Regions from separate parts of the Mus musculus genome. Here region 1 is linked to region 2. Evidence: chromatin contacts called from ENCODE Hi-C or POLR2A ChIA-PET data. All regions are on one chromosome and are shown on one strand. The core of a region is the stretch at or near the end of the contact, and the rest is flanking DNA. Distances in the headings are between cores, read along the strand shown. Region 1 holds the start of Robo3 (roundabout guidance receptor 3). Region 2 overlaps Hepacam (hepatocyte cell adhesion molecule).

What was found. Hi-C counts contacts between places; a loop is a spot of excess contacts on that map. ChIA-PET counts read pairs that join two places held with the same protein, here RNA polymerase II (POLR2A).
Region 1: a map of heart shows a loop between it and region 2 (3-fold over the local background). The contact joins the promoter of Robo3 here to the enhancer-like site in region 2. A Hi-C loop is called at or near these places in 1 of 37 maps with a recorded cell type or tissue (heart). POLR2A ChIA-PET finds 5 or more read pairs at or near these places in 3 of 5 experiments (Patski and embryonic stem cell).

What each region holds. Positions count from the first base shown.
Region 1 is chr9:37,431,806-37,434,505 of GRCm38, forward strand. Robo3 (roundabout guidance receptor 3) reads right to left here and starts at 1,370. Exons shown (of 28, transcript NM_001164767.1): 1 at 1,037-1,370. The coding sequence starts at 1,196.
Region 2 is chr9:37,383,414-37,386,113 of GRCm38, forward strand. Hepacam (hepatocyte cell adhesion molecule) reads left to right here. Exons shown (of 7, transcript NM_175189.4): 5 at 1-41; 6 at 441-511; 7 at 1,096-2,700. The coding sequence ends at 1,398. Among named protein-coding and RNA genes, the nearest start is that of Hepacam, 17 kb to the left of the region's middle. Within about 2 kb of position 1,363, at least 1 of the 3 ENCODE cell types and tissues checked has a DNase peak (open chromatin) inside an H3K27ac peak, as active enhancers do; it is heart, where a contact is called at or near this core.

The sequences.
Region 1 (2,700 bases), core at 120-2,619, 48 kb after region 2:
GGCAAGACTGGAGAATCTCAGCCCTCTTCAAACTCCTTCCACACAACACCCTTCTGATCCACGCTTTCCCTCTAATTCCTGCAGACACAGCCGAGGGCTCTCTTTCCCTGGAATTTCTTCCCTGTCATTCCTGGTCTCCAGAGATGCTTCGACAGCAGCCTAATGAATAGCTAATGGCCATGCAAATAGGGCTCTGGGGCTCCTCCCTTGCACCTGAGTACGGGGGGGGGGGGGAGAGAGAGAGAGAACGAGAGAGAGAGAGAGAGAGAGAGAGAGAGAGAGAGAGAGAGAGAGAGAGAGAGAATCCTTTCATCTTTTAGAGACTGCAAAGGTGGACCATGTCCAGAGTCCGGGGCCCTAGCCTAAGTTGGGCAGAGGCTTCCAGAGGGAGAGTTCCTGACGTAGCCAGCAGGGAGCGCGATCAGGCCTCTCTCCAGACTGCCTGCAGCGCTCAGGGGGGGCAGCGCTGTCTCAAGTTATTTATTAATCACTGTAATTAGCAGTAACGACCTCGCCATCGCTCTGCCAGGCTGGGTCAGCTGTGAGTCTCACTGGGGATACAAACTTAATACTAAGTTTCCTTGAGAAGATTGCTGACTTTGACCCTCCGCGTAAAAACACCTACAAAGTTGGGGGCTTTCCCACCCTTGCTCTGAGTGAGGTTTTTGAAAACTTTAGGTCCTGGAAGTGGCATCTGCTACTTGGGTGGATCACCTAGTGCCCGGTTTAGCCTTGGCCGACTGGCGACATCGTGCCCTGGTCTAACCTTCCTTCTTAGCTTGGAACTTGCCCTTTACATTTCTCCCACCTGGGGTGGGTGTGGTAGGTGGATAGTAGGAGAGATGAGGAGAAAGGGGCTCAGCAGCCCTCCACCACAGGCAAATACACCAACTCAGACGCTCCTTTGGGACCCCACTTCCCAGGAGGGCCCTGACAGGCGCCCCTGGGTCCTGGAAAAGGAGACCTTCCGTCTTCCCTTCCAAGCAGCCCTCTCATCCCGATCTCCAAATCTAAGGTCCCCATCGAACAGTCTCACCATTGAGAGAGGGATCTCCAGGAGGAAGCAGACTAGGGTTGAGCGCTGCCAGCGAGGAGTTGAAGCCGAAGAGTAGCTCGCTGGAGTTGGAGATGTCCCTGGCCAGGGAGTCCGCGAACAAGTTCATCTGTAGTAGTGTTTTAAGCAGGTAGCGCAGCATAGCGCAGCCCGCCTGGGTCTTGGGCAGGGGCCTCGGAGCCCAGCCCTTGGGTCTGGGACCCGCGGGCCGGGAGCCGTAAGCCCCTCCACAGCCTTTGCGCGCTGCGGCAGCCACGATGCCGCTGTCCTGCAGGCGTGCCTGGGTACCGGCCGTGCCTCTGCGCGGGCTGTCCTCCTTCGCTGGTTCTTCTCTCCACCCCCCCCCCCCCCAGTGCCAGAATCCCCTGGGAGCTGGGCGGGCGGAAAGCAGGTGCCACTCGGATCACGCCGTAATTAAGGGCTTAATCCGCCTTCCTCCATATCCCCACCTCCACCAGGATGGCCACTAACAGGGCCGCGCGCAAGTTAGAGTCCCCGCCCCACACTCCTCTCATCAAATGTTGCTCTGAACCTGGCGGGAGAGTCTCTCTCTCTCTCTCTCTCTCTCTCTCTCTCTCTCTCTCTCTCTCTCTCTCTCTCTCTCTCTCTCTCCCCCAAGACGCGGACTGAGCCTCTGTCAGACTCAGCCCTTCTTTCTAAAATTATAGCAGGAATTATTTCCTTTCTCGGACGTCAGGGAAACTGAGGCATTGGGAGAGCAGACACTGTTGAGCTCTCAATGTCCCAGCTTCCAGTGCCTTTCAAATTCTGGGTCCTGGAAACGTGAGCGCAGGGTGCTAGGATACCTGGGAGTGGGGGTGGAGGGGAAGAAGAGAATTCCACCGCTGGATCACCTCTCGCCCCACGTGCGCGTCCGATTCCTCCTAATCCTGTGGCTTGCCACTAGGAACCCACAGGGATACAGAGATCCAACTTGACCTGGAGTCCTGCTCCAGATGCGCCCCCCCCCCCGCCCCGTCAGGAAATCCTGCCGGGTGCTCAGAACTGAGTAAAATTGGAGGAGACCCCGAGAATCCAGGCAGCACGCACCTATTAGCATAGTGCATTGCTCCACTATGACGTGTTTTAGGAAGTTGTTTGACAGTTTTGAAGAGACCAAAAGTCTAGAACAAAGGAAGCAAAGTGTCACAGACCGGGTGAATGCCAAATTGTGTGAAACTGCTGGAACCAGATAACAGCTGTTTATCCTCCCGGTCGGGGTGAGGTGGGGTGGGGTGTGCAACAGGAAAACCAAAGCCCCGGTTCTGTCTCGAATAGGGGTTATTTTAGCCTTGGAGATGTTGCAGCCAACCATCTTTGCTTTTGCCCCTCTCCTGCACACACTTTCTCTAGACTGGAAATGATGTTGAATGTGGAGCAAGAGACCGTGGCTTTCCCATCCTGTAGGTTCTGTGGACAAGTAAGTGTTTGGATTGCTCTTAGGCTATGTAATCGTGCAGCGGCTGCTTCTGATATGTAAGGGGACACCTGCACAGGAAGACAGCTCAGAGCGCTATATGCTACTCAATTCCAGGGTGGAAGATGAAGCTGTGGCAGATTCCAAACCAAAAGCAGGTCAAGAGTAGAGGAACATGGCCCCACCAACCAGTTTGTCTCTACAATCCAGTGTCCTGCCCACGGAATTC
Region 2 (2,700 bases), core at 113-2,612:
GGAATACATGGATCAGAATGATGACCGCCTAAAATCAGAAGGTAAGCTCCCAGCTACCCGTGGACCCAGCCCATCAGCATTCACATCAGAGAGACCTCCTGGGAAAAGGAAAAGAGGGCGATGAGGAATTATCAGAGTCAAGAGGGTGCAGGTACAGAATATAGGTGCTGGATGGTGTAGAGCAGTGGTTCTCAACCTGTGGGCCATGACCCTCTTGGGGTAGAATGACCTTTTCTCAAAGATCGTTACAAAACAGATATTTACGATTCGTAACAATAGCAAAATTACAGGTATGAAATAGCAACAAAAAATAATTTTATGGTTGGGGGTCATCACAACATAAGGAACTGCATTTAAGGGTTACAACATTAGAAAGGTTGAAAACCACTGATGTAGAAGATCTGTCCGTGGACCAGACTCCCTATTCTTTCCCTATGCAGCAGATACCCTACCCCGAAGTGGAGAACAGGAGCGGAAGAACCCAATGGCACTCTATATCCTGAAGGATAAGGTAAGCTACTCGGTCAATGAGAACCTACAGCATGCTAGGGAGCGTGTGACGTGGCCATTCCTTTGCAATGTTTGCAGAAATCTTTGTATTTCTGCAGTATTTTCAAAAATCCCCACTTAAGAAATTGGAAAATGAGACAGAGAGACAAAACAACGTGTGAAGGGCTAAACAAGCAAATGAGTGGCAGACCTGCCCATCACAATACAAGTGACGGTCACCGTACAATCTCATGGACCACCCTAGCTCCCACCATGTCCAGGCTATTCAAAAGACCTATTTGGTGGTCGCCAGAGCCCTTCCACTCTTCTCTGCTCACATGCAATAGACCTACTTGACAGAACTTTAAGAGGATAGACGAGGCTCTGAATCATGTTAACATTTACTGAGTACCTGCCACATGTCTGGGCCACAAGGTGTCGTCTGCCGTCTGCCGTCTAGTGGACGTGGCGGGTGTGGCTGGAAACTCCCGAGAGACACACTACACACACAACCTGTGCGTGCCTCTTTAGTCCCAGTCCCTAAAACAAAGAGCTCCCAGATTGGGTTCAGGGGACAACTGATCCTTGCGTCGCCTGTGTTTGCAGGATTCCTCAGAGCCAGATGAAAACCCTGCTACAGAGCCACGGAGCACCACAGAACCCGGTCCCCCTGGCTACTCCGTGTCGCCGCCCGTGCCCGGCCGCTCTCCGGGGCTTCCCATCCGCTCAGCCCGCCGCTACCCGCGCTCCCCAGCACGTTCCCCTGCCACTGGCCGGACGCACACGTCGCCACCGCGGGCCCCGAGCTCGCCAGGCCGCTCGCGCAGCTCTTCGCGCTCACTGCGGACTGCAGGCGTGCAGAGAATCCGGGAGCAGGACGAGTCAGGGCAGGTGGAGATCAGTGCCTGAGCCTCCTCGAGAGCCCTCTGCGGTTGCCCACGGTCTGCTGTCCGCGGCTGGGGGGGGAGGCTGAGAAGTCCTGATGCCTCTGGCCAGGAGTGAAAGGAGATCGTGGCCTGATCCCCGTTTAGGGTGCACACGCGTGTGAGTTTGCACAAATGGCTGATCTTGGTGTTAAACCCGGTTGCATGTGCGCTGGGTTTACTGGCTGTGTTCTCTGGCTGTGTTCTCAGTGGGTATGAGCTGTGCCCTCTTAGGACTACATAGATTATTAAATTTCTGGCCCAATCCCCTAAAGGATTTTATGGAAACTAACAGTAATTTTACCCAGTGAGACGATCCTATGCGCCCCCTGGCAGTGTTTATACTTCCCATCCACCTCCCAATCCCACATGCCTCTAACCCCTAAAGTCTGTGGTAGCCCCCCCCCCAGCCCAATTTAGAGGCCACTTACCCCCGAACACACATTGTCCTAAAACTAAAGACAAGTCTGATGCTGGTTCCTGGGTACACAGGGCCTGTTCTGATTACAAAGATGTCGTCTTAAGGACCTTTTCTGGACATCTGCTTCCCCATCTTTCCAGGTGATAAGAGTGAACCCCAGGTGCATTCCTAAGACCCTGGGAACTTGGGGCTAGGCCAGGACAAGCTATCAGGCCTCCAGTGGCCTCCCCAAAAGTGTGTCATACTGGTCTTCCTTCCAGTTTGCGTTCATGAGAATGTGGGTAGGCTTGTTCCTATAGAGACTGGTGTGGCCACTCACCGACGACCCAGCAAACTGCCCCTGACAAGGACCTGGTTTTAACCATTCATGCTCTTCTTCCTGACTGTTATTTTACAAAACAAGCTTTCAATCATCCCCAGGAAGGCTGAGAAGCTTCCTTGAGCTGTAAGAAAAAAATAAGATTCCACTCTCCAGAGAAACGTGGAAAGAGAAAGAAGCTTAACATGCCCCAACATGTCAAAGCAAGATGGCCAACCCCCTCGCCTCCTGCTTTCCACCTGCCGTGGTCCTAGATGCTCAGAACCCAGGACAGTGGACAGAGCTGTAAAAACAGCACATGAATAGATGAAAGACAAGAAGACCCGGGGCGGGGGGTGGGGGTGGGTGGGTTCTGTCCTCTCTCCCCTAATGTCCCCAGGGACCCTTGAATCTCTTGTCCCTCCTCGACTCGTACAACTTCATCTTTTCTTCTGCATCATCTCATGAACAACTTCCAAGACCCCATATCCATCACCTCCACACCAGAACACACTTCACCCCGGCCCTGCAGGCACCAAGATTTCTGGTTTGCCTGTGTCCCCTCACCC